7 separate regions of the Homo sapiens genome follow, and all the other regions are linked to region 1. The links are chromatin loops, found by intact Hi-C in ENCODE. Cell type or tissue: heart right ventricle. All regions are shown on one strand. Region 1 holds the start of CCN2 (cellular communication network factor 2). Region 2 has its middle 70 kb from the start of LINC01013. Region 3 holds the start of LINC01013 (long intergenic non-protein coding RNA 1013). Region 4 overlaps LINC01013 (long intergenic non-protein coding RNA 1013). Region 5 overlaps LINC01013 (long intergenic non-protein coding RNA 1013). Region 6 overlaps CCN2-AS1 (CCN2 antisense RNA 1). Region 7 has its middle 86 kb from the start of LINC01013.

Region 1 (4,000 bases):
CATGTAACTTTTGGTCACACTCTCAACAAATAAACTGTCCGAAAAACAGTCATATCAAAGTAGAAACAAATGCTTCCAGGTGAAAAAACTGATCAGCTATATAGAGTCACTCAGTTTTTAATAAAGGCCATTTGTTCATTAAAAGTGAGGCTACCACATTTCCTACCTAGAAATCAGCCTGCCAAGGACACTGATGCCTCCCCTTTGCAAACAATCTGTTTTGACGGACTGTCATTCTATCTGAGCAGAATTTCCATATAAGTATCCATTTCATGCTTTGAACGATCAGACAAGCTTTACATTCTACCTATGGTGTTCAGAAATTGAGGCTAACATTGAAATATCAAAGCATTAAAAACAAAAATAAAAAGGCACAAACAACTTTAAATTAACTTAGATAACTGTACATATATATATATATACACACACACACACACACACAATATTTACAATATAAATTTTAAAAAATCTGGCTTGTTACAGGCAAATTCACTTGCCACAAGCTGTCCAGTCTAATCGACAGGATTCCGATTCCTGAACAGTGTCATTCGAATCAGAATGTCAGAGCTGAGTCTGCTGTTCTGACTTAAGGAACAACTTGACTCAGTCTCTTGATGGCTGGAGAATGCACATCCTAGCTGTCACTGGGGCTACAGGCAGGTCAGTGAGCACGCTAAAATTTTCCTTCTCAATTACACTTCAAATAGCAGGCATATTACTCGTATAAGATGCTATCTGATGATACTAACCTTTCTGCTGGTACCCTCCCACTGCTCCTAAAGCCACACCTTAATATACATTCTGGTGCTGTGTACTAATGTAGTTCCACTGTCAAGTCTTAACATTCTTCAAACCAGTGTCTGGGGTTGATAGACTATTTGTTTGACATGGCACAATGTTTTGAATTGGGTGGGAATCTTTTCCCCCAGTTAGAAAAACAGATTTAAATAACTTGTGCTACTGAAATCATTTTTACGGAAAAATGAGATGTGAATCAGTTCAAGTTCCAGTCTAATGAGTTAATGTCTCTCACTCTCTGGCTTCATGCCATGTCTCCGTACATCTTCCTGTAGTACAGCGATTCAAAGATGTCATTGTCTCCGGGACAGTTGTAATGGCAGGCACAGGTCTTGATGAACATCATGTTCTTCTTCATGACCTCGCCGTCAGGGCACTTGAACTCCACCGGCAGGGTGGTGGTTCTGTGGGGGGTGCAGCATCGGCCGTCGGTACATACTCCACAGAATTTAGCTCGGTATGTCTTCATGCTGGTGCAGCCAGAAAGCTCAAACTTGATAGGCTTGGAGATTTTGGGAGTACGGATGCACTTTTTGCCCTTCTAAGGAAGACAAGGGAAAAGAGAGAGGAAAAAAAAAAATCAGCGACTCTACAAGAGGAGTGGCTTTCTTCAACCCTCTGTGTTTTAGTCTTCTGTTGTCTGACTTCTGTTTATATTTTGAGGGGAGGAAGTTTGAGTCTCATTTGCTATGTCCAAAAATAGCCAGAGCCTCTCTTGGAATGTCTTGAATTAACTAACCCTGTGGAAGATTTCGTAGTGGAAAACTGGTGGTTGCTATTACACAAGCTCTCATTCCAGCAAAACAGCTCAATGGTTAGATAGTTTTGGAGATAACGGGCTTATACTAACAAGCGTGGCAAGAGCCCTAAGTTGGGTCCTATCCACTGTTTTTCCTGTGAAAAATAGTTAATAGGAGCAGAACATGTACCTTAATGTTCTCTTCCAGGTCAGCTTCGCAAGGCCTGACCATGCACAGGCGGCTCTGCTTCTCTAGCCTGCAGGAGGCGTTGTCATTGGTAACCCGGGTGGAGATGCCCATCCCACAGGTCTTGGAACAGGCGCTCCACTCTGTGGTCTGGACCAGGCAGTTGGCTCTAATCATAGTTGGGTCTGGGCCAAACGTGTCTTCCAGTCGGTAAGCTGCGAGAGCAGAGCACACAAACACCATGTAAAACGCCTGGATAAGGTATTTCCCCCGTTCGGTCGGCACAGTTAGGACTCCCTCCCTGGGAGAGAATCACGACCCTGACTTAGAGGAAGACTCGACTCACCCGCGAGGGCAGGCCCAACCACGGTTTGGTCCTTGGGCTCGTCACACACCCACTCCTCGCAGCATTTCCCGGGCAGCTTGACCCTCCTCGGGAAGGGGCAGTCAGGGCTGGGCAGACGAACGTCCATGCTGCACAGGGGCATGCAGCCCACCGCCCCGTCCAGGCACGTGCACTGGTACTTGCAGCTGCTCTGGAAGGACTCTCCGCTGCGGTACACCGTACCACCGAAGATGCAGGGAGCACCATCTTTGGCTGGAGAAGAGGAAGGGAAGAGAGGGGTGGGGGATGCAGAGGTCAGGCATTGGGGCACTCTCACATCCAGAGCGTCAGGGATGCGAGTTGGGATCTGGGCTGCAGGGGGCGGGCTGGCAGCAGCTGGAGAAAGAAACTCAGTCCGAGCGGTTTCTTTTTCCAGCGGGCGGGTGGGCGTGAGGGAGGAGGCGGCCGGACACCTAGCGGTGGGGGCTGCGGGTCTTACCGGTGCACACGCCGATCTTGCGGTTGGCCGGGGAGCCGAAGTGACAGAATAGGCCCTTGTGCGGGTCGCATGGGTCGCGCTCGGTGCACAGCTCGCCCAGCTGCTTGGCGCAGACGCGGCAGCAGCCGCAGCCGTCCAGCACGAGGCTCACGCCCGCCGGGCAGCGCGGCGCCGGCTCGTCCGGGCACCGGCACGGCCCGCTGCAGTTCTGGCCGACGGCCGGCTGCAGGGAGGACAGGGCGGTCAGCGGCGCTCGGTCGGCGCGCACGCCCTCCCCGGCCGGCCCCGAGTCCCTCCCTGGCAGCCGCCGGCCGCAGCGGGGGCTCCCGGCGCTTACCCGGCTGCAGAGGGCGAGGAGGACCACGAAGGCGACGCGGACGGGGCCCATACTGGCGGCGGTCATGGTTGGCACTGCGGGCGGAGCGGAGGGCGCGGTGGCGGCGAGCGGGGAGCGGCGGGGCCTGGAGCGCTGGCGGTGGTCGGAGGTGGGGACCGGGACGCGCCGGGCTGTCGTCTCGGGGCTGTCGGCCGGGGCGGCTGCCGTCGAGCTGGAGGGTGGAGTCGCACTGGCTGTCTCCTCTCAGCGGGGAAGAGTTGTTGTGTGAGTTTGGGGCGGGCGGCCCGAGGCTTTTATACGCTCCGGGCGGCCGCGGCTCGCCAATGAGCTGAATGGAGTCCTACACAAACAGGGACATTCCTCGCATTCCTCCCCACCTTCCTGCCTCATCAACTCACACCGGATTGATCCTGACCCCTTGACACTCAGCATTCCTCCGTCTGAAAAAGCTGGCACACTCCAGCTCACAGAAAAAAAAAAAAAGGAAAAAAAAAAGCGCAGTATTTCCAGCACCAAATAGAATTTTTTTTTCCCTATCCTCTTCGCACCACTCCTGATTCATATCATTTATAAACACACTGGCAATTATTTCTTATTTCTTTTTCGAATAAGTTTGCCCTGTTCTGTCCACTGACATACATCCTTTTTAGGAAGTAGGTAGCTGAAGAGGCAAACAGCAGGAATTCCTAAAAAATTCGAAAAGGTTTCTCCCCCCCAACCCTTAGCAATGATTTGCGTTTTAGAGGCTATAGGCTCTTGAAACTCTCCAAAGAGTAGAAAAGGAGTGAGTTGCTTTTAACCATTTGAAATCCTCAAGATGCCTACCTGTAAAACCCTGAATTCTATATTTGAGATTTGATCATTTGTCACTTGAGGTAACGGTTTTGGGACAAGAAAGAGAACAAAGACGCGTGTGACTCAGGATGCAGTCTCCTGGGGCAGATTTCCAAAACTCTTGCTTAGTTTTCTCTTAATATATGTAGGAGTTTTATATAGGCAAGGACAAGGGAGGAGTGGCCATCAATGTTTCCAGAAAAAGGGATCCATTGTTCTATCAGAGCAAATGATTCTGTGTTGGGTAGGTAGGGGCTCTGGGTGTCAGGGTGGGAACACTG
Region 2 (4,000 bases), 250 kb after region 1:
TGTAAATATTATAGTTTGTATCTCTTAAAGATAAGAACTCCCTCAAAAAGCTATAATGTCATTATTATACCAAGAAACTTTTAATATTACCATAGTTGAAAATTCCATATTGTATACTTGAAATCTGCTGAGCAAATAGATTTTTAATGTTCTCACCACACACACACACACACACACACACACACACAAACACACACACAATGGTAACTAGGTGAGGTGATAGATGTGTTGATTGTGGTAACCATTTGACAATATATAATATCAAATCATCATGTTGTATATCTTAAACTTATACAAATTTACTTGCCAATTATATCTCAAAAAACTGAAATAATTTTTTTAAAAAAGAAAATAATTTTAACAATGGTTACTTAATAGCATAAAAAATGAATTATTGTTTATATTTACCTGTTTGTTTCATACACACACACCCCTCTCCACAGTTTTATAATTAAGATTGACATTAGATTGGTAGGTCTGTTACATTTCTTTTCATTTAAAGCTTCCCTTTTCATAACTATGTTTGTGTGTGGAAGAAACACAACTCCTTAACCAGTAGAGTTTGCACTGTCTAAATTTTGCTGATTGCAACCTCATGATGTAATCTGACATATTTTTCTTTCCCTTAAATTTATCATAAATTATTAATAAGATCTAGAGTCTTGGTTGGATTCAAGTTTGATTTTTTCTTCTTTTTTGTCAAAATCTGTTCATGAGTAGTGTTTATATACATATGTTTAAATATATAAATACATACATTTATATATTGTTTAAATATATACATTTATATGTATATATGTGTATGTATATATGTAAATAATATTTTTAGACTTTTATAACAATCAAGTACCTTTAGAACGCAAAAATTAAAGGTAAAGATAAGGTTAAATGATACTTACACCATCATGATGTGTGGTCCTGCGTGGGCCACAGTTCCTTATCAATATTAAAAACTCCTTCAACTCTAAAAGTTCAGGACTGTGAGATCAGTGATCTCAGCCTGAGATGACCATATGCCAAAGCCATTTACTAACATACTTTCATTGCCCAAAGTCAGTTAGAATGAAAGCCTGACTTTGGTATACAATCAGGTCCATTCTCAGCAGGCTGGAAACATCTCAGATAATCGAAGCACCTGCATAGTTCCCTTTGTCTTTGCATATTCTAGAACATTATCTTGCTCTAGCTCTTGTCCCATTTCCTAAAATCTCACTTGCTCAATTCTCCAAATAAGTCTTGCTAAGAAAATTCCTTTTTAATAAGGTGAGGATGTCTAGCAAATAAAATAAATACAGATATTTGAAGTCAGACTGGTTATTTTAGTACATTAGAAAGAAAGTCAGCATCAGCTTCATTATTGCATTAATTTTAAACAATCTTAATCCAATTCTCATTTTATGAATAGGCCTTTGGTAAAATGCACCCATCTAAGCCATTTAATCATTTGGAACTTTAAAATATGTATTTATCCCTACTGGAAAATATTAGCTTTCCAAAATGCCTTAGTTTTAGAGTTTCTCATTTTCATGAAAATAGTAAAAATTAACAAATATCTATAGATATAAAATACAATCCAATCTCCCACAACTCCCAGATACTGCAGCCATCACTTTCTAAGGGCTGCGTAAGGAAGCAAATTCACTGAATTTACTTCAGACCTGTCTTTGCATCCAGTGTCTTCAGGGCAACATTACTTCATAGGTCAGGGGTCTGCTATCAGGGAATACACAGTGGACATCCCACAGGACAGAGTAGCCAGCAGGAATGCTCGCAGACATCTGTTCAATATGTGGGTAGCTTACAGCCTTGTTTATATTAAGAGCTCTTGCTGCTGGACAGCAGAAGTAACTCCTTTAGAATCCGTTCCCATAATAGTCCCTAAGGCAATGACGCACAGCTGTGGAAAGGAAATAGGCTCTTTAATTTGTTAACCATGCCCAGAAAAGAAGAAAACAAAATGCTCAAATGAGACTATAAAGAGGACTTTTAAGAGTCTTCCAGAAACAGCTAAAAAAGCAATACAAACATTTCCCCCCAATCACATAAGATGTATATATGTGGCTTGTTTGTTCCTTAACATATGTCTAATCTTACATTTGAATTCTGTGAAATTTTTCTCTTCTTCTGACTTTTCAGTTTAACCTTCTCTTAATGATCATACTGTCTAAAGATTCTGATCCCATAAAACCCCTGTATCCTTATTGCTGAAAAGCATACTGCTGAAAGATCCCATTTGGAAAAATTCATATGGTCAGGGAAAATGGGCCTGAACTAGCCAGGAGACTGATATTAAGAAAAGGACATCATTTCCTTAAATGAGGGTCCCAGAGTTTGAAGCAGCAAATTGGATCTTTTAATCCAACTCCACCCTATATAAAACACTTTCCCAAACCTGTTTTTAAAAAGATGGTTTCTGATTTCTTGTGTTTTTAATGCCCTTACTTTGGTTATCAAGAAATATTTCAGGCTGGGTGCGGTGCCTCATGCCAGCGCTTCTGGAGGGTGAGGTAGGCAGATCACCTGAGGTTAGGAGTTTGAGACCAGGCTGACCAATGTGGTGAAATCCCATCTCTACTAAAAATACAAAAATTAGCCGGCCATGGTGGTGCATGCCTATAATGCCAGCTACTCGGGAGGCTGAGGCAGGAGAATCACTTGAAGTTGGGAAGCAGAGGTTGCAGTGAGCCAAAATCACACCACTGCACTCCAGCCTGGGCGACAAGAGTGAAACTCGGTCTCAATTAAAAAAAAAGAAAGAAAGAAAGAAAAGGAATATTTCAAATATGTGACAATTAAGTATCTGGAACCAAGACCCAGCTACCCAGCTCTATCAAGTTCTACCAGTTTGCCATACTTGCTTCAACTTTTAGGGTTTTCTTTAAAGCAATACTTATTACAAATATGATTGGGGTTCCCTCTCTACCTCTCTCATGTCTTATGTTTTCCTTCCTCCCTCTCTAACTTCTGCAAGATAATCACCAACCTGAATTTGATTATTTATTTTTCTCATGCATGTTTACATTGTTATAACATTATTATAGCACAATGTCCAACACTGCTTGGCATGTTTTCATATTTTACACAAATGGTATCATATTGTATGTATTTTTTGGTAATGTATTTTCTTAATATTGTAATTGAGATTTAATTAAATTTTCTTTTCAACTTTTATTTTAAATTCAGGGAGGGTATGTGCAGGTTAGCTACTTGATATATTGTGTGATGCTGAGGTTTGAGGTACAAATGATCCCATCACCCAGGTACTCAGCATAATACCCAATAGTTAGTTTTTCACTGCTTCTCTGCCACCCCAGTAGTCCCCAGTTTCTGTTGTTGCCATCTTTATGTTCATGAGTAACCAATATTTAGCTCCCACTTGTAACTGAGAAGAGGCAGTATTTGGTATTCTATTCCTGCATCAATTCATTTGGGATAATGACCTCCAGCTGCATCCATGCTGCCACAAAGGACATGATTTTGTTCTTTTTTATGGCTGCATAGTATTCTATGGTGAATATGTACCACATTTTCTTTATCCCAGCCACCACTGATGGGCACTTAGGCTGATTCCATGTCTTTGCTATTGTGAATAGTGTTGCAATCAACATGCGAGTGCATCTGTCTTTTTGGTAGAATGATTTATTTTCTTGTGGACACGTATATCCAGTAATGCGATTGCTCGGTCATATGGTAGTTCTGTTTTAATTTCTTTGAGAAATCTCTAAACTGCTTTACACAGTTGCTGAACTAATTTACGTTCCCACCAACAGTGTATAAGTGTTCCCTTTCTCTGCAGCCTTGCCAGCATCTGTTGTTTTTTTAGGCTTTTTATTAACAGCCATTTTGACTGGTGTGAGATAGTATCCATTGTGGTTTTGATTTGCATTTTTCTGATGATTAATGATATGAAACATTTTTTCATATGTTTGTTGGCTGCTTGTATGTCTTCTTTTGAGAAATGTCTATGTCTTTTAAACATTTTTATGGGGTTATTTATTTT
Region 3 (4,000 bases), 180 kb after region 1:
ATGACTGAACAACATAGATCACTAGTCTGATGGAGCAGCTTTAAGAAGATTCAAGAAGTGGCTCCAAAGAAAAACACTGTGATATTAATGAAATATTTCATGTTTTTCTGCCTTACACATACATAATTACCCTGACTGGAGTATGGAGGTCTGACTGCAAAGTTCCAATATTATCACACAAAAAAATTATAGGGCTAGCTAAATCAGCTGAATATTAGATCAGAGATCACCAAGGAGCTACTCATTGGCTGAGTGTGGCCCGTTGCCATCATACACTTGTCCTCAAATCTTGACTCTAAAATTTTTGAGACAAAATATTTGAAATTAACTCAATTTCACGTTAAAATAGAGTTTCCCATTTCTCTTGAAAAATCACAATTGAACAGCAGTAGGCCTCCATTTCTGCTTGAAGGTGACCCACTGGAGAAGCAGTTTCCACATTAGGACCAATGGGGTGTCCATGCTCCAGATTACTCCTATTTCTACCATTCCCCAAAGTGTTCTTGACTCAACATTAAGCATTGCTGGCCATTTAAAACATGCATAGGTTGTTATTTTCCTCAGTAAAGAACTTTCTCAGTAAGCGTTCTCTTTTAAAAGTAGGATAAATAAAGATGAAACAAGAAGATTATGTTTAAAAAATGAATTTTCTGGCCAGGTGCGGTGGCTCATGCCTGTAATCTCAGCTCTTTGGGAAGCCAAGGCGGGTGGATCACGAGGTCAGGAGTTCGAGACCAGCCTGGCCAAGATGGTGAAACCCCGTCTCTACTAAAAAGACAAAAATTAACCGGGCGTAGTGGTGGACACCTGTAATCCCAGATACTCAGGAGGCTGAGGCAGAGAATTTCTTGAACCCAGGAGGCAGAGGTTGCAGTGAGCTGAGATCACACCACTGCACTCCAGCCTGGGTGACAGAGTGAGACTATGTTTCAAAAAAAAAAAAAGAATTTTCTTACATTCAGCAGGCCCTTGGTATCAGCAGGGTGGGGATAAGGGTGAGGTTTGAGGAAGGGATTGGTTCTAAGACACAGATTGTTCAAGTTCCTTGTATAAATGTAGTATTTGCATGTAAGGTACACGCATCCTCCCTATATTTTAAATCGCCTCTAGATTACTTATAATACCTAATACAATGTAAATGGCATGTAAATGGCTATCTTATTTTTTTAATTGTATTATTTTTTATTGTTGTATTATTGTTTTCAAAAATATTTTCAATGCAAGGTTAATTGAATCTGCTAGTGTGGAACTGCGGATATGGAGAACTGACTGTATTTAATATGCAAGCAAAGAGTATGCAATCTGCAGCTATTTTGCTCACTTATGTTCTTTCCTAGACCATGTAGATACGATAGTTTGAGATTAGTGTCTTAGACCCATAAAGAAAAGCATCTGGACAAATATTTGGATTTATTTTAGTGGTTGAAACACACGATTGAAGAAGCTTGGAGACCACAGTCTTGGTAACCCAGAGGGGATCTGGGAGCTCATCACATCCAAACCTTCATTTTAGCAATAAAGCATCTGAAGCTTCCCCCACATCCTAGGAGAAATGATCTGGTCAAAAGCACAGTGTGTCAGCAGCCAAGGCCAACTCTCTAATTCCCACTCCAGGGGTGTTGAGAAAATGAGACCAATAGAGTGATAAAGAATTCCCCTGAAATAGCTGGGCAACTTGTAGGAACCTGTCAAACTTCTTCCTCCAGCGTAGCACAAATTTTAATTGGTGGTACCTAGAACAGTTTCCATTTTTGTGAAAAATGGCATCTGATCAATTTCCTCACTTCCAGTAGAGGCCGCCTGCTGTGGCTGCATTTCTACTGGCCAGTTCTCATTGGCCAGCATCTGCCTTCTTTTCCTGTGGAAATAGAACTTACGGGCAGGAGAAAGGACATATTTGGTAATGTTACGCTCCTCAGCTTCCTGCTCCGGCTGTCTCAGCTGCAAAATGTCAAGGGAAAAAATATCCCTCCAACTTGGAAGGAATTCCAGACAGACCCTGATGCCTGCAAATTTGTCAGAGGGAGCCAAGTCCAGAAAAGCAGAACATGAAGAAGGTTCATTATTTGACTTCAAGAGACATTCAAATAATCAGACACTCTGGTATTTATGATTTTCCCCATTTCAGATGGTCTGTAGTTCACAACATTCCCCTCCCTTTACCGCTGATTCTGAGCTTCCTTTTACGTTAAACCTCAACAGTTATAAAAAGACTCTCACATTACTTGTAAGCCACAGGCACTACTAGGAGACACTGTGTTCACACAGGGCTGTTTAGGGCTGGGGAAGGGCAGCTCTTTTTGATTATTAGTCTGGGGAGGCCAGGCCAGGAAGTCAGGCTCACTTCACCCTGACCACGCCACCGGAGTCCTCATGTAGCTCCCAAGTCTGTGCCAACGCTTCCTGCCACTCACAGCACCAAATGCGATGATCTTTACTAAAAAGCACTTATTTCCGTTGGCTTTCTTATTCATTTAGGCTTTTCTTTTCCTGGGGGGCAGTGGCGGGTGGAATAGCCAGTTTATCCTGACTTCCACATTGTGAATATTCCACCAGGACTGTTTATAAAGTTGAGTTTGGGGGGATCTTCATCTTTCTCCTGGCATTCAATGCATTTTCTGTCTCCTTTAGAACTGTTGCCACATGCTGGCAAAAAGATAAGGAAACTGAATTTGTAATCCAAACCTCGTTAAATTGCTGCACACACATTTTCCCTTCTACTTCTTGCTGTCTGTTTCTAAATGCCATGCTATCTGTTTGTACTCAGTCACCTGAAATCCTTATTTGGGTTCTCCAACAGGCACGAAGGCATCCAAATATCAATTTTAGTAATGGGTGGAAATGCCCACATGAGGAGTGGGATGTTCAGTCTTAACATGTGGTCTCTATGAATAAGGGTCTTCATTTTTTCTTTTCCTAAACGGTCCAGCTCCTCTACGCTGGTTTTGCTCCTCAACAGTCCAAGGTTTGTGCTACTTCCATGGTGATCATCTGTTAGGTCATAAACATTAGATTGTGGCATCACTGAATGAGTCAGTTGGGAGGAAGCTGGGCTGGAAATACAGCTGAGAGCCTCTGTTGACAGATGGATGCCTTCTTAATCACAGCCTGTGTGGGTAAAGGGAAAGCCTTGCCTGGCCAACCCCTCCCACTCCCACCCCCACCTCCTGCATTGATTCACAAACCTGGACTGCTCTGGAGGAGGCTGGGAAAGTCCATCCCCAGGGAATACCACTTTTTTCCTCTTCTGTGCCTCTCACAGGACACCCACATGACTAGGAGGAGGCAGAAAGTGAATAGGGAGCTCTTATTACTTTTTGAGTGTCAGCAAGGTAAACCTGCTTTCATTTGCTTTTCCAAATCCTAAACGTTTCCCTCTTAAACTGTTGATATTGTTAGCATTGTTCGTTTCTCAGTGTGTGTCCATCTGCCTTGTCTGTAAAATGGGCATAATAAGAGCTCACCTTTCAGAAAGCAGTGGGTAGGGCTAGATGGTATAATTATGTTCCCTTTCATCAGTTTTCCCTATCTCTACTAAGCACCAGGTGCTATTGGAAAAATTACCTTTTTATCAGATTTTTAAAATACAGTTGCCTGAGCACATATTTAATTTTAGAAGAAATAGTTTAATAGTTCTAAATGTGGGGTTTCAGAGAGCCCTATGTCAAGAGCCGCTGTACACTAGGTTGCTAGGAGACTGGACAGCCAAAGAAACAATGCCCTTTCCTGTGACCACTATCAAGAACTGCTCAGGATTCCTGCCAGCCTGTTAGCCTTTATCGTTCAGTCATTTTAGACCTCAAAAAGAACATTCCATCAAGGGATCAGGTTCTATCATCTCACTGGAATGCAATGTAAGACCCCAGAAACTCTAGTACAAACAAATTTACTATGGCTCAGATTAATAATAGATAGCACTTGAATGTGTGCCCCAGTTGTGCTCCCTCTCTGCTAAGGATAGGACAAATGAAAATAAATTGCAAATTCAGCAGGGAGATTC
Region 4 (4,000 bases), 210 kb after region 1:
CAAAGGTTGATGCCTTCTGGTACCTTCAAATAACATCTTCTGTGGATGTGATTTCTTAGAAGTTTTTTTGAAAGGTGTTATAAAGCCATGTACTGAAAACCACAAACATTCTCCTCCAACATAGTGCAAATTATGTTATACCAAAGACTCATGAACAGCCTACCTATTTAAAGTATCCAGTGAAGAGATTTGACAGTGGTTTGTCTATGAAGTTTCAACCTGTGCCATTTAAGGCAAACCAATTTCATTAACTGCTCTGAGAGGACATATGTCTTGACCACTCTTGTTGCATTTTTAAGGAGAAAGTCATTTTTGAAGCAGTAAACATCCTTGTGGGTATTGAAATTAATATGGAATCATAATCATAGCTCCCATAATCATATGGGAACTTGAATACTTGAAAGGCATGAAGCATCAGTCAATCCGGAGATTCAGATGAGCTATTCAAAATGATTATGGACTTTTTATATTCTAGTCAAATGTGGCTGATCAACAATATTTTAGGGGAAACAAATATTGTTGTATATTATTAAAGTTTTTAACAGTCTGTGTTGCAAGTAACTGATTGGCCCAGCTTGGGTAATGGGCTCTCCCACTTGATCCACTAGGAAGCATAAATCTCCAAAGGAAAACAGAGGTGTTATTACGAAATGAATGGGAAGGAAGCTTAGAAAGGCTGAAAAAAACAAAATTGTCCAGTCCTTTTTATTTTATTGATTTTGCATGTTCCTTAAATCAGAGCCAGTGAGACATATTTATAAAAAAACAATGGCCTTTCCCTACAAATGCTGGTTATTTAAAATATTTGAACTTTTCTTTCCTTCCTTCCTTCCCTCCTTTCTTCCTTCCTTCCTTCCTTTCTTCCTTCTACTTTATTTCTGCCCTTCTACCCTTCTTTCTTTCTTCCTTCCTTACTACCTTCTTTTTTTCTCTTCCTCCCTTCCTTCTATCAGGGCCACAGTGTCATTCTAAAGCACAATACTGAATATACAGCGTAGGTTCAAGTCAGCAACTGAGACTCAGAATCCCAAAACAAATCACTTATCAGAGCTTTTCAGTTCTGTAGCTTGCTGTAAGGTCACTTAGATATCTGTGCAGAATCATGTTATTCTGTTTTATATAATAAAATAATAAATGCTTTCAAAATTTAAAAATAAACGGATTTTCTCCAATTTCAGGTATTCTCTCATAATTTCTTAAAACTGTATTCTGCAGTAATAAAACAATTGTAGAATTAGAAAAGGACTTTTAACAGAAAATCTTGTGGAGCTGGTCTACAACTTTTGGTTTGTTTACTGTGCTCAGGATTGTTCTTTTATACTGAATAAAGACATATTTCTTGCTATTAAAATTAGTCAAAACTTATGTAATTGCATTAAAGATATGTCTTTTAAGGTGGTTCTTCCCAGAGCACTAGGACTTTTGTGTTTCTCAGGTGAACATACTAGAGAATTTTTGTGACATGGCACAAACCCTTTCCCAAAAGATACTGATGTGGTTGGCATTAGGACTCATGTTCTCTTTGCCAACCATTCGGTCCTTTATAAATTTCACAAGAGAAATATTTTCTGTTTTTCATTTTATTTTCTTGTGAAAAACATTGGCTGAAAAGCCAGCTGGTAATGTACATGTCTTATATATTGGCTGATTATCATTTGCCATTATCTTTAGGTCAGAAGATGCTATATATACATGGGCTGGGGGACTTGTCCATGACTATGCATCACTCATCCAGTAGAATCCTTCAAGGATAACAGGCTAAACTTGATTGTAATTAAGATGATTTTCTTTCTCTTCAAACAGATGTATAAGGAGACCATTTTATTCTCAAGTAATAAAGTTAATGAATCTGATTTCAAATAATATCTTTAAAATGAAAATGCTCATAGAAGGAGTTAGGAAAGTTCAATCAAAATTGTCAATAAGAGAAGATTTCTACTTCTGAGAAGATGGAGTAGACATACATCTACAAAACGGATAGACCTTAAAAGAGAAATAGACAAGACTACAATTATACTTCAAGGTTTCAACATCCCTTTCTCAGCAACTGACAGAACTGAACAAAAATTCAGCAAGGATATAGAAGAATCAACAACACCATCAATCCACAGACTCAAATGAACATTTGTAGAATACTGCCCCCCCAACAGCAGATTACACATTCTTTTCAAGCACTCAGGGAATATATATCAATATAGACTGTATCCTAGGCAATAAAACAAAAGACAACACATTTATAATAATTGAAATTACATAAAGTGTATCCTCTGATCACAATGGAATCAACCTGGATACCAGCAGCAAAAAGATATCAGAAACATTTCTAACCACTTGCAAAATAAACTACACATTTCTAAATAGTCCAGGGATCAAAGAGGAATTCTTAAGGAAAATAAAAAATAAATGGAATAGAATGAAATTAAAAAATACAACATATTTAACTATTAGGGGCATAGTTAAAACAGTTCTGAGGGGGAAATTGTAATACTAAATATTTCCATTAGAAAGGAGGTAATGTGTTATATTAGTCATCTAAGCTCCTACTTCAAGAATCTCAAAAAAAGAAGAGCAAAATGAACTCAAAGCCAGCAGAAGAAAGGCAATAATAATGATGATAGCAGAAATAAATAAAGTTTAAAAGAAAAACCAATGAAATGAAAAGCTGGTCCTTTGAAATGGTTCATAAAATTGACAGCAGTTTGACTGGTAAGAGAGATTGACAAAATAAGACTGACAGAGAAAAAGAAAGGCAACACAAATTGTAAAGACCTTAACAACCTCAAAAGGCTTATAAGGGAATATTACAAATGACCTACACACATAAATTGGATGACTTAGAAGTGTACCAGTGTTCAAAAAGCACAGGCTACAACAACTCACCAAATATTAAACAGATAATTTAACTAGTCCTAAAACTAACTAGTAAGGAAATTGAATTTATAATTTAAAAATCAATCATACAAATGTTTAAACAAAAAGTAATGCTAATTCTACACAATCTTTTCTAGCCAGTAGAAGAGGAGGAAATACCTCCCAATTAGTTTTGTGAAGCTAATATTATCCTGATACTAAAACAAGATGAAACAGTATAAAAATAAAAAAACTAGAACTGTGTCTTTCATGAATGTAAATATAAAAATTATTAACAAAATATTAGCAAATAGAATTCAGCAATATATAAAATAATTACACACCATGACCATGCAAAGTTTATTTCAGAGACACAATATTGTTACAATATTTTGATATTAATCAAAGTAGTCCATCGTATTAATAGGCTAAAGAAGAAAAATCACACGATTACATCAAGTGATACAGAAAAGGCATTTGACAAAAATTTACCACCCATTCATAATAAAAACTTTCAGAAAATGAGGAATAGAGGGAAACTTCCTCAACTTGATAAAGAGCATTTACAACTAACATTATAAATAAATAAACCTCAATCTAACCTTCACACATTATATAAAATGTAAGTCAAAATGGATAATAGACTTATTGTAAAATGTAAAACTATAAAAGCTTTAGAAAAAAAACATAAGAGAAAAGAGAAAATCTTAGGAATCTAGGCCTAGGCAGAGAGCTGTCAGACTTGATACCAAAAGTATGATTCAAAAAGAAAAAAAAATAGTAATAAATTTGACTTTATCAAAATTTTAAAAACTTTTGCTTTGAAGAAGACCCCGATAAGATGCTCTAAAATTAGGCTACTGACTGGGAAAAAAATTTCAAACCACATATTCAAAAAGAATGAGTATCTAAAATATGTAAGAAACTCAAAAACTATTTTAACTAGGGTGAGATGGTATCTTATTGTAGCTTTAATTTGCGTTTCTCTGATTATTAGTGATGTTGAGCCTTTTTTTCATATATCTGCTAGCATTTGTATGTCTTCTTTTGAGAAATATCTATTCAGATCATTTGACTATTTTTTAATTAGGTTATTAGTTTTTCTGCTATTGAGTTGAGTTCCTTATATATTCTGGTTGTTAATTACTTG
Region 5 (4,000 bases), 220 kb after region 1:
AATTCCTATAAAAAATATCAGAAGTATGTTATGTATTTAAAGTTAAAAAGCATATAACTTTTTAAATGTTTAATAAAATTCACCAGTATACACCATCATTTTCATTGAGAAAAGGTTTATAATCATGAATTCTATTTATTTAATAATATTATTCAATATTTTTCTTTCATTTTTGTTAATTTGATTTGTTATGGCTTCTCAAAAAAAGCTTGTCCTTTTCATCTAATTTGTTCAATTTATTTTCATGAAACCGGTCACATACTTAATCTTTCATTGCTTCTTATATAACCAAATTTCCATCCGGTACCATTTACTCTGAGCCAAAGAACCAGAAGCCAAAAGAACTTCCTGTAGCATTTCCTGTAATACATATCTGCTGATTAACACTTTTCTAGGTTGACAAGTTATATAGTTGTCTTTCATTTAGTTTAAAGATGTTGTTCCATTGTCTTCTCATTTTCATTGTTTCTGATGAGAGGTCAGCCTTGTTTCTTATTATTGGTCCTCTGCATTTAATGTGTAATATGTCTTTTCTTCTCTTGCTTTTCAAATGTTCTGTTTAATTCTGATTTTCAGCAGTTTAATATAATGTCCATTGCTTGTTTTTTGCTTAGATTCCTGAAATTATGTGTGGGTTTTTAAATAAAGTTTGAAAATTTCTAACCATTATTTGGTTAAGTAATTTTTCTGCTTCATACTCTCTCTTTTTCTTTTTCTAGTACTCTAATTACAAACTTTCATTCTTTTGCCATTATTTCACAGGTTGTTAATATTCTACTTTAAAATTTTAAAGTAATTTTTATGGAAAATTTGATCATAATTTTTAATAACTATAATAGAAAATTCTAAAAATTCAAAAGGTAAGCCATATCAACAATTCATATCATACCTATAGAAATGGCAATTTTGGTCTATTATTTTCCAAACCATCTACCTTATTTTCTTTCTTACATCTTATGCTGGCCATGACTTGCAGCCTATATGGTTCAGTAGCAATGATAATATCCTTGTATTTAATTTATCCTTGTATTTAATGTATCTTAAGAGAAAAAAAAAGTCTCAAATTTCATGATTAAGGATGCTGTTTGTTAAGGTTATTGAAATATATGTTCAAATGATTTCAGGGAGTTTCCTAATTTTGAGTATTTTGCTATTTTGATATAGATTTTGAAATTTATTTTTTCCCCTAACTACTGGGGGGGAAAATGTGGAAAAATAATTACTAGTGCTATTCTCCACGTATTTCAAATTGTCTCTGTGTCTGAACACATGTGGAATTTCACTTCTTTGTCCCCTGGAAGTGAGGTTGGCCATGTGACTTGCTCTGATGTATAAAGTATGAACAGAAAAAATGTGCTACTTCTGGGAAGAAATTTTCAGAGGTAGCATGGTATGTGTCACCAATTTCCCTTTTTCTGACACAGTGACTATGTAAATATGTATAGAGATGTCTCTTCTGTCAGTCTGGATCCCTTAGTGACTGTGATGAGCAAAGTCTTATTGCCAGTGTTCATTGAATGAGTAACATGAGCACATACTTAATTGTTATGATAAACTACTCAGATATTAGGGTTGTCTATGCAGAATAACCCATCCTTTATTTTTCTTTTTATGCTAAACCATTCTTTTATTTAAGGCACTAGTACTTGATCATAACATATCACTTAATATTTTTTATTCTATAGCTTTAAGTTTTATTCTACAAATCCTTTTGTTGATAATAATTATAACTTGAATGTAATCTGCTTTGTGTTTCTAGGAGGCAAAACCAGGTAAGCAATACAGCTTAGAGAATACTTTTATTAAAAAACTTTTCTTTCTAAGAGTAAAATGAGTGAAAGAAAAATAACTAAATATATAGTCTCTGTCCTTGTGGGATAATAGTAACAGAGTTCATTAGAAAATATGAAATAATGACCCAAAGATAATTCTACAGGGACCATGTGAGCTTAGAGTGAGAAAAGGAAAGAAATCTTTTCCAGAAGGAGTGATCTAGAAAAACTTTATGGAAAAGGTGACATATAAACTGGGTTTGAAAGATGAATAGAATATTGATGAGGAAATTCTACACAGCATCTAAGTAAATATACCGTGAGAAAAGTGTAAGCAAGATATATAAATGGAACAACAAGTTATACAGTTTGACTTACTTGTAATAGCAGAGTAAATATGTAGAAGTGTGAATTTTATTTTAAAACATCAAAGATTTTTAATAGAAGAGGGATTTTGTTATTAAGAGGATAATTAATATTGCCATTATATTTAGGATGAATTATAAAGGATGGGTACTAGAGGTCATCAGAGGTTTGGGAGGGGTGAGAGTTTTTCATTGTCAAGGTGAGACAGCAAGGGTCTGAGAGAGGAAATAAAAAAGAAGAAACAGCTTTGAGTTTTGTTGAGCTACAAGGTTTACAGATATTTATATTTTCACCTATGACTTAGCATTTGAAAACCTAACAGTCTTCTTTTTTGTATATTGCAAGCCATATAAATAGAGTCTATAACTAGATAGATCTTATTGGATAACCACCCAAAATGTAATATTTTATGCTATTGAACACTGACTCAATATGCTAATATTCAACACTCAAACCAAAAGTGAAAACACAGATGCCTGAGGAAAGAAAAGTTGGCAGCAGAAACTAGTGGGAATTGGGTAGGGTTTTTCTTGGCCTTCTGCTGCACAATAGGCAATTGTGATTCAGGTGTATTTGTTTATTCTGGTAGAAATAAATTCTCCCACTAAAACAAAAGTGCCATTATAAAGAGCTAGACAAAATCAACAACACCCGTCTTTGCCATGTCTTGCATGACTGTAAGGGGTCACATTCAGGAATTGTTGATCAGACTTCCTTTGTCTCTCTCTTTTAAAAAGGCATTTTGCAAATTTAATACTTTTCCATGTTCTAAAGCATTGCTTGTCCACGGGAGAGGGGTTGGGTGTCAAGCAAACGCAGAGAGGCTCTAGGGGTTTCTAAAGTGGTCACTTCAATAGTCATTTCATAACATGTTTGTCGGCATGTCTTTCTTCCAGTTCTGGTTTTGTTACCTTCTCTCTGTTTTCAATGTAAACAGCAGTACAAAGTGAGCTATCTTCCTGCTATTCAAAATAAATACTTATTTGGGTAAAATTTATAATGTTAGATTCTACTTTTAGTCAGGAAATGCAAACAAAGCTTGGAGACTGCTTGTTCCCTGACCCCAAATTCATTCCATGTTGCTATAGCATCACCCCTGAGAAAATGGGCCTGCCTGTTTTCCTCCCCATAGACAAACTCAATGGGCTTTTGTCAGCTCTTGAATTATAGCATTAAAATTTAAACAGTAGGGATTTAATGGAGGATTATTATGACACTCCAGTGCATTCTTTCTGTTGCCATTAGCAACAACCCCAAGAATGAAATAAAATAATTGTTTTAGGAGGTGCTGTTTTCCTAAAAGATGAAACATCTACCTTACATTCTTGGAGTTACATAAACTAATTTGTGTGTGTGTTACTTCTAACATGAGTAGAGTATTGGTAGTGTATACCAATCCAATGATTTAAGGTATTTTTTTTTCCCTTTTAGTTCAACCAATCTACAAAGGCCAAAAATATTTTCACAGGCCCCCAAAAGATGAACTCCAATCTGCTGCCCCTAAACGCATTCTCCACTGTCTGGAAGATGTGCAAAGGCAACGGCACAGCGTTCTCCATCTCAAATCCTTCAAAGTGCTGTCAGAATAAAAGAATCCCCACCAAAAGCCCCAGGGAAATCTATCTGTCTGTATGGTATGGTAATGACTGAGGTTATTCCAGATAGGATTCTGGGAGAAACTCAGCTATTGAAATCTAATGAATGGAACTGAGAATTTCTTGTTATAATACTGTTTGTTTGATTGAATATATCCTTGCATATAGGAAGACATAAAAATAAATAATAAAAGCAAGATATTATTTGAATTTTTGTTTGATTATATAATCTGAGAATTTTTCTGGTAAGTAATTTTGCATCTGGAT
Region 6 (4,000 bases), 110 kb after region 1:
ACAAAGCTCAAATTATGCTTTCCATACCCCAGTGCTTTCTCCTCTTCCTGGGAACAAGGGTGTTAAGTGTCCCCAGCATCACTCAGGGATTGGGCTTGAGAAAGTCTTAGGAGCAAGACAAATGATTGATTTTGCTGGAAGGGAAACAGAAAAAGCCGGGCATGAATTTAAGTGGAATAATGACAGATCGCTTTAGCGGATCAAATGATTGATTTTCTTCAGGGATTAAGAGATGATTCAATTTGGGATTACTGTATTATTGCTTCTAGATCTGCAAAATATACGTGTCCGTGGCCTGAGGGTAAAGAAAGTAAAATAATGGGTCGTATCACATACATTTCTTGTTTAAATTTCCTCCAAAGCTTTAATTATTTCAGGAATAAATACCTCCTCCTCAGTATGAGAATCTGGGGTTTTCTTGCTCTGGCCCCTACATACTTATCCTGTCTCTTTGGTGGTCTTTCTCTCCTTGCATGCTATATGACATCAGAAGCAGTGACATCACTGTACTACCCCAGAAATGGGCCTCTCTGCCTTTGAATCTCATACACCTTTTGTCCAGAACGCTTCCATCTCCCTTACTTCCCTTTATTTCCTAGGCTAACTGATAAATCATTATTTAAAACATTCTACTTAGCCCTGAATCTGGGTTGTATGTACTTTCTATGTGCTCTCAAAATATCTCTTTATTTTTCTCAATCATTACGTTTATCATAGTATATTGTAATCATGTCTTGACTTTGATTTAATTGGTGTTAGGTCAGGCACGGTCAGCGGTCTATTTAAAAAGCTCCCTGGTGATTCTGATTCACAGCCAGGATTATGACCCACTGAACTGGACTGATAGCTCCATGAAGATAGGACAGTTGACTGTCTAGTTCACAGTTATAAGCCCATTTTCTAGCTCAGTGCCAGAAACACAGCAAATGCTCAAGAAACATTTGATCTATACATCAAATGTCTTTGTATCTCCAGTGTTTGTACAATGTTAAGCACAATTGTTTGTTGAGGGAGTAAATGCATAAATATGTTAAATTCTACAAAGAACCCATACATTAGTAAATTATAGTCTTTGCTTTCACAAAGTTATAGTTGGATAGGAGTAAGGGAAATTGAAGAAACACCAAAAATTCTGATATTATCACTTGTACATATTAACAATGAAAACATTTTCAGTGGTTGTAATGATTTCTTACTGAGAATATGTCTCATGGTGAGGATTTTTCTTTCTTCTGAATGCAGACATTTCTTTCTTGTGAATGCAGACATTTTTGAAATAGTATGGCAAATGTTCAGTTGATCGAAGCTTTGAGCAAATTCTGTTTAAGTTCTTTGGCAAACTGCTTAAATCTTGTGAGGTCATTCCAGACCATTCGCCTTTCCCTGTTATGCACTGAGGCAGGAAATGTTTTCTCCTTTTTGAAATGAGCAATTCAAGGGGCTGGTAAAGAATGCACATGGTGCGACATGCTATCAGCTCCCGCCAGCTGTTTACCGTGGTCTTTTTCATTCTTAACAGGGACATCAAGTTCTTTTGGATACTAGTTATGGTTTTATACATAAGACAAAATAAACACTTCCTGTAGGGCTTTAGAGGGTAACTTCACTCAAGTCTTATCTTCCATTTTCTTCAACAAAAGAGGAAAAAGTAAGATTTGAGAGAGGATTGCTATTTATCAGGTTATGCTGTAGTCTGTTGGCACATTTTAAAAATTTCTTTTTGGATCCTGAAAGCAGTAAAACTCCTCACCTTAACTTTCCCCATCTCATATCACTTAATTTTTCATACTGTGAGTGATCATGGCCCCCACCCAAGGTCATCTGAGAACAATTGTACCTTAGTCATTGACATTCTTAAGATCTTGTTTAGAAGGGATTGTTTGGAGCCTTTGTAGTCTGACCTGAGTCATCCCAGACTGTGCCAGGGTGGCTAAAGAACTGAACTTTCCCCAAAGGAACTCTTGTTATTGCAGAGAATCTCCAGGATGAAACACACAGTTAGTGCTCAGTGCACATGCACTTTGTCTGGAATTTACTGTCTGAACAGGGACAGACCACGACCTTTTAATCAGGATAGGCTTAGACTGAATTTTTTGTGCAAAGTAAATTTCCTTCTCGTAGAGTTTACCAGAGAGGCCACCCTGTAGAAAGGTATGATGGCTTAGTGGGAAGGCTATGAGCTTTGGAGTCAGAGAGACTTAAGTTTAAATCCCATTTCCGCCACGTATTTCGTGAATTGGGTAAGACACTTCTTTGAAACTCAGGTTTCTCATGTATAAAATATAATAACTCACTCATGGTGTTGCCATGAAGATCAAAAGAGTTAAGACAGACTATGTCCTTGCCTCTGGATAGCACTGAAAAGGTCCACTTTCTTTTTTGCTTCCTTTGCTTGAAAACTTGTTAATGAATTTCACTGGCTAATCTATAGAAATATTTCTTATCTAAAAGAAATATGTCACTGATTTTGGCAAATACACATTTTATTTAGAAATATTAGTTAAAACTATGCTATGTGCTGTAAAAAAAGAAACAGAGTGCCTTCCTACTATTCAGATGTTGTAATTAAAACTTATATAGCAAAATATGTACAGAGCAACAAACATTTCAATAAGGGAGAGCGGAAGAACATAATGGAAAAGGCACTGAATCTGAAGGCCCGACCCTAACCTCAACTCTAGCTGCGGGATGGAAGGCTCACTTATAAAATAAGAATAATATCTAACTTAATAGTGTTGTTCAGAAAAATGAAAGGGTGGAATGTTTGTAGATCTGCCTGGAAAATGTAATAGCACAATACTCACATTTAATTATTAAGAATAGGTTGTATTTCTTCTCCTACTTAACAAAAAACAAAATATTTTAAGAGTGAGGAATGGTATACAGTTGGAGAAAGGGCATTTTTTTCATAAGCCAGGGAGGAAGATGGTGGGTTTAGTTGCAGCATGCTAACTGAGAGCAATTTTGCATTTTCTCAGCTGCCCCTTGGAAGCCCGTCTAGACTTCACGTAGACAGTCCAGGTATTTGCTGAGTGGAGTGATTAGGTGGGGCTGGGATATAGACCTGTCTGGAAATAAGTAATCTTCCCTAAACCTGTGTGGCTGTGGCACGCTTGTGAAAAGGACTGTGGTGTATAAAACTACGGATGGTAAGACTGAGAACTTAAAACAAAGTAGAAGTTTGTAGGAACAGCAATAAAAATGGTGTGTATGTTCATTCACTTAAATATCACAATTCGTATAAGGTCGTGAAGGCATCTGCTACTAAGGCAAACTAAATTTACTGGTATTAAAAAGTTGCTCCAATAGGTAATCTTTTCCTGACCGTCCTTCTTAATTGTTCTAGAAGTCTTCTGAAATAGATTCTTCCATGTGTTGCACAAAAGTTTTGCAAACTCATTTTAAAGATTTTAGATCTTACTGAGTTGGGATTCAACAATTTTTGCCCTTGTCATTTTTTCATTTCCTGAAGTATTGGCAAAATCTTTGTGTAGCCATTCTGTATGGTTCTGGTCTTTATCCCACATCTGAGTAGGTAGAGCCTAAGCAGGTCTCCCTTTTACACTAAATGCTCCTGCTCCTTGGAGAGCAGCAGAAGGAGCAGTAATGGCCTTTGGGCTCTTGTTTAAAAGGACTGAATTATAGAAACTATAGATCATACTACAGTAAGACTTTAAATTGCTAAAAATATATGTTCTTATCATGTAATTCGAAGCCCACATACAATGAGTCACTCATCTGGATTACACCTTGTGAGTGGGTATGGTATGTTACTATGAATGGACAAAACATGAGCTCATCTTTAGCAAGCTTTCACCTGAAGTTCTTTTTATCAAATTAACAAACAAGTTGCCCATGAGGCAGCGGTTTAGAGTTCAGTGAGTGTAGAGAGGATGCAGGGAAGGTTTGGGGAAGTGGACTTCTGGCTGGATATGATGATCTTCAAGGGGTACCCAGTGAGAGACCCTTGTGGTGGTGTGATTATGGTGAAGGGTTGACT
Region 7 (4,000 bases), 270 kb after region 1:
AACTATATGATAGTTGGCATCTAAGGAGCATTTGAAAGAGTCGTGATTATATGATTAACTTGTTTTAGTATTTACATCTATGAAAATAAAAAGTTGAAATAGAATTGATACTGAGCTCTATCCAGCAATAAACAATATTCATCCACGGATATGTGACTTAATGAAAACATGAAAAGCTCCATTCATCTCATTAAAAACTGCATTTCTGACAACACTTTACTTTTGTCTTAGTAATTATCAACAGTTTAACATATTTTATATTAATTAAAAGGTTTATGTTAATAATTGCCATGAAAATGCAATCTAGGATGAAATATTTACAACATAGAGACTCTTCATCATACAAAAATTGAAAACTTTTAAATTTCATCTTCATTCATTAAAAAAAATTTAGTCAATGTCTGCTCTGGACTGAGCCCTGTTTCAAATGATTAGAATTTAACAGCAACAAAACAGAAAACAAATTTCTGCCAGTATGGAGTCTGTATTCTGGTAGGTAAAGATGGACAAAAAACAAATAAATGCATATATAACTTAATGGCAGAGATACAAAATTTTGTACCAGAAAAATATTATAGTGTGTTTAATAAGACTTTTAAGCATAAAATATGTTACATTTGGATAATATTCTGTGAAGAAAAATAGAATGAAAAACATGAGTCCAAGGGGTAAAAAAGAAATATTAAAATGAAAATCTTGATAATGCATTTTAAAAATAGATGATGCTAAAGATCATATAGCTATATGATCATATATATATCATATGGCTTTATATTTATATTATATGATATTTGCTTCATACTTATATTTATTATATTATATATAAATATATATATCTATCATATGGCTTTAGATTTCATTGGAATATTAAAAACAGTGATAGAACAGTGTCCTAAAATTATTTTATTTCATTTTTTACAATACACAGGAAATCTTACTCTTAAAAAAAAATGGAAAAAACTGGTCTTTGAGATACGTAAAAGAGAACATGTGAGCAAATATGAGGACCACTGGACAGAATGCACAAATTCTCATCTTGTTAAGATGTTAACATCTTACCTTAGGAGGATGCTAAAGTATAAAGTAATGTGTAGACTCTATATTTTATTAAATCAATCTCTCTTAGGTGATAAACATTACCTAAGCAATAGAGTATGAATTTATGTTAGTTTTTTCTAAATGTTTGCTTTATATTTTATGTCAAAACAAATAACTTGCATGAAAGTTGAACACCAAATGTCTCCTTAAGAACTCAGTGAAAGAGCAACTCTTTTAATGTTTCAAAAAAGCAATTTTAAAAAAGTGCAAGAAACAAAACCTGTGAACTTTGAATGTACTGATAAGTTATTGAGAAAAAAATTTGCTTTTATAATGTCATTACTATTTAGTTTGGAAATGACTCCCAGTGATAACAGAAAATGCTTTGTATAAACAGAGTACACATTCCTCAGATTAAACAGCTTCTGAGACTTATGATGCTGACAGTAATAAAAGCTTGTAATAATATATCTGTTATAATTCTGAACATCCAGTACTGTAATAAGCTGACTCTTTTGTTGCAGGTTTCTACTCAACCATGAGAAAACTATCATGAGTGAAGCGAGGAGGGCTTGTCTCCATCTAGTGGTCAGTATAATAATATTAAATATTACTATTATTCTAAAATCAAAATATGTACATGTTATTTTCTTAATTGTAGTGAGAAATGATACTAATCATAATAGTACTGTTATTTTCTAATCACGTATATCAAACTTGACAAGTAAATAATCCGATAGAAGATACATAATCTTGAAGTAGACATATTGAAATACATAGTTTGAGTACACTGTCAAAAGTCTGTGAAGCTATTTCCCTGCTGCAAAAAAGAAAAAAGATGAGAACACAGGAGAGTAAGGATGGCCTCAAAATTTTATATTCTGACATATTTAAACTTTTTACAAAATCACCCAAGAGAAAAACGTTTGGCCTATCAGGGGAGAAGATCTTCTATAAACTACGGACTTAATGTGTAAGCAACTCAGAACAGGGGTCCACCCAGAACAGGAAGAAATAAAAGTCTTTGTTTTCAATTAGGCCATTTATGGCACAATCAAAACTGTGCATAGTTTTTCAATGGAACTCGTGGAGCTAGAGAGTAGAAGGACGGTTACCAGAGGAAGGGTAGTCAGGAGCTGAGAAGGAAGTTTGAAAGGCTAATGGGTACAAAAAATAGAAAGAATGAATAAGACCTAGTATTTGCTAGCACGACTGGATGAATATAGTAAAAACTAATTTAATTGTACATTTTAAAATAACTAAAAGAGTATAATTGGATTGTTTGTACATAGAGGAAAAATGCTTGAGGTGATGGATACTCCATTTACCATGATGTGATTATGATGCATTGCATGCCTGTATCAAAATATCTCATGTAAATCATAAATAGATACAACCACTATGTACCCGCAAAAATTAAAAATTAACATTTTACAAAACTGTATATAGTTTTGTTTTACAGCCTAGAAGTTGTTTGTTTCAAGGGCCTAAAATGTGTGGCAAAAGGGGTTTTTTTATACCTACTTAAAAATTTCAAAATATTGAAAATCAAGGCAACACCACCCCTTTACTTTCGTTAGCAATAAAAATAGGTTGATCTCATGTTAATTTTTCCAGATTAGGTTTTTTTTTAATATCATGGTATATGAAAAGTCATCCTATTAGCCTCCACAGATCTTTGGCCAGTTTTCCCTTGGCATCAATCACCAGGAGGAAAATACAGGAGATTAGTCAACAGAATAAATTAATGAGATTAGAGGTTTGCCTCAAATTCAGAAAAGGACTTTATATTATGCAAAAAGGTAACATGGTGTGGAGTGATGATAGAGGCCAGTTAACATTAGCTCATTACATTAGTAATGGTGTCATATACAGACTGTATGAGGCTTTTCATGTCATAAGAGTGTTTATTTTATAAGTTAAACTTGGCTTAAATAATTAAAAGATTTCTCACAACTAGGACAAGTTTCCAATGCCAACAGATCATGGCCAATGACTTCTATGATTTCTTCCTCCCTCTGGGAAACTGGAAACTGTTGCAACTTTGTTAGGAGAAAAATGTCTAGGCATATTTGGGAAAACCTTAAAAAGAGCAACTCCCGAAGACAAATATAATTTCTATTGATAAAGAGAAAAGGAGACAAACATCATGTATTTAATTGCCACAGAACATTCTATTGTGAACATTGTTCTATTCACAACCTTGTGTATCCTTTTTCCTTGAATCTGGGCTTTCTCTATGACTCTCTTGAAACCACTGAAATACTGAGGAAGTCATGCTGTGTGATATCTGAGCCTTGGTCAGAGAAGGTCTCAGAGATTCCATCTTCATCTCAGAGTGCTCTCCATGAGCCTTGAGCCACTAAGAAAGAAAGAATTCTCCAGTTGAGCATTAGGGCTTAGAACACAACCCACTGTATAAAAATCACATGGAGCACCAGCATCTCCCAGTCAAGCCCGGTGCAAATTCCTAACCCATGAAACTGTAAAATATAGTAAAACAATTGCTCTATGTCACTATGTTTGAGGGTTGTTATACCAAAGTAGTTAACCACAACACTTAACTTCCATTTATTCACTTTCTAGGTCTCAATATAGATTTCACACCTTTTGAGAAGTCTTTTCGGACCCTATTGTCTGGGTTAGGTATCCCTCCGGGTACTGCCTTATCCTAGCACTTTACATATGGTGCTATAATTGTCTGCTTATTTTGTTTGGGCTTAGTGAAAACAAAGATCATGTCTGAATTGATTATCACTCTACTCTCAAAAGCAACAATGCCTGGTAAATATGGTAGGCAATAAATAGACATGACCCATTGAATTACTGAATGTGTCTCTTATATAAGTAAACACTGATCTCTGGCTTCACTAGGAAAAAGCCCCTCACCTGTTATACCATTTGACAATCAGCTTCCAATAAAGGCAGCCACACAAAATATATCTCACCAAATACATCTCAG

The links. Hi-C counts contacts between places; a loop is a spot of excess contacts. Peaks named below come from ENCODE experiments on the same cell type or tissue, not always from the same donor. Only the 100,000 strongest peaks of a DNase experiment are listed, where the experiment ranks them.
Region 2: a loop joins it to region 1, with 2.5 times the contacts of the local background. A loop is called at or near these places in 24 of 110 quality-filtered maps.
Region 3: a loop joins it to region 1, with 2.2 times the contacts of the local background. A loop is called at or near these places in 21 of 110 quality-filtered maps.
Region 4: a loop joins it to region 1, with 2.9 times the contacts of the local background. A loop is called at or near these places in 42 of 110 quality-filtered maps.
Region 5: a loop joins it to region 1, with 2.9 times the contacts of the local background. A loop is called at or near these places in 42 of 110 quality-filtered maps.
Region 6: it touches region 1 in a loop (3-fold over the local background); 10 of 110 quality-filtered maps call a loop at or near these places.
Region 7: it touches region 1 in a loop (6-fold over the local background); 22 of 110 quality-filtered maps call a loop at or near these places.

Annotation. Positions count from the first base shown.
Region 1 is chr6:131,948,222-131,952,221 of GRCh38, forward strand. CCN2 (cellular communication network factor 2) reads right to left here and starts at 3,151. Exons shown (of 5, transcript NM_001901.4): 1 at 2,886-3,151; 2 at 2,549-2,771; 3 at 2,071-2,322; 4 at 1,728-1,939; 5 at 1-1,339. The coding sequence starts at 2,951. The coding sequence ends at 1,043. The region is part of intron 2 of CCN2-AS1 (CCN2 antisense RNA 1); the gene reads left to right. In heart right ventricle, CTCF peaks have their summits at 1,787 (motif pointing right), 2,429 (motif pointing right) and 2,629; DNase peaks (open chromatin) are centred at 1,190, 1,880, 2,420, 3,180 and 1 weaker place; H3K4me3 peaks cover 3,935 bases; H3K27ac peaks cover 4,000 bases.
Region 2 is chr6:132,200,969-132,204,968 of GRCh38, forward strand. No RefSeq gene overlaps it. Among named protein-coding and RNA genes, the nearest start is that of LINC01013, 70 kb to the left of the region's middle. In heart right ventricle, no CTCF peak of the experiment used is centred here; a DNase peak (open chromatin) is centred at 1,783; H3K27ac peaks cover 2,927 bases.
Region 3 is chr6:132,128,858-132,132,857 of GRCh38, forward strand. It overlaps LINC01013 (long intergenic non-protein coding RNA 1013), which reads left to right and starts at 3,715. Exons shown (of 6, transcript NR_187602.1): 1 at 3,715-3,854. RefSeq lists an enhancer at 3,080-4,000. In heart right ventricle, a CTCF peak has its summit at 1,793 (motif pointing right); DNase peaks (open chromatin) are centred at 1,854, 2,344 and 3,124; H3K4me3 peaks cover 404 bases; H3K27ac peaks cover 3,448 bases.
Region 4 is chr6:132,155,172-132,159,171 of GRCh38, forward strand. All of the region lies in intron 4 of LINC01013 (long intergenic non-protein coding RNA 1013), which reads left to right. Among named protein-coding and RNA genes, the nearest start is that of LINC01013, 25 kb to the left of the region's middle. In heart right ventricle, no CTCF peak of the experiment used is centred here; no DNase peak of the experiment used is centred here.
Region 5 is chr6:132,165,432-132,169,431 of GRCh38, forward strand. It overlaps LINC01013 (long intergenic non-protein coding RNA 1013), which reads left to right. Exons shown (of 6, transcript NR_187602.1): 6 at 3,607-3,943. Among named protein-coding and RNA genes, the nearest start is that of LINC01013, 35 kb to the left of the region's middle. In heart right ventricle, no CTCF peak of the experiment used is centred here; no DNase peak of the experiment used is centred here.
Region 6 is chr6:132,061,996-132,065,995 of GRCh38, forward strand. All of the region lies in intron 2 of CCN2-AS1 (CCN2 antisense RNA 1), which reads left to right. Among named protein-coding and RNA genes, the nearest start is that of MIR548AJ1, 51 kb to the right of the region's middle. In heart right ventricle, no CTCF peak of the experiment used is centred here; DNase peaks (open chromatin) are centred at 1,471 and 1,957.
Region 7 is chr6:132,216,668-132,220,667 of GRCh38, forward strand. No RefSeq gene overlaps it. Among named protein-coding and RNA genes, the nearest start is that of LINC01013, 86 kb to the left of the region's middle. In heart right ventricle, CTCF peaks have their summits at 1,616 (motif pointing left) and 1,821; no DNase peak of the experiment used is centred here.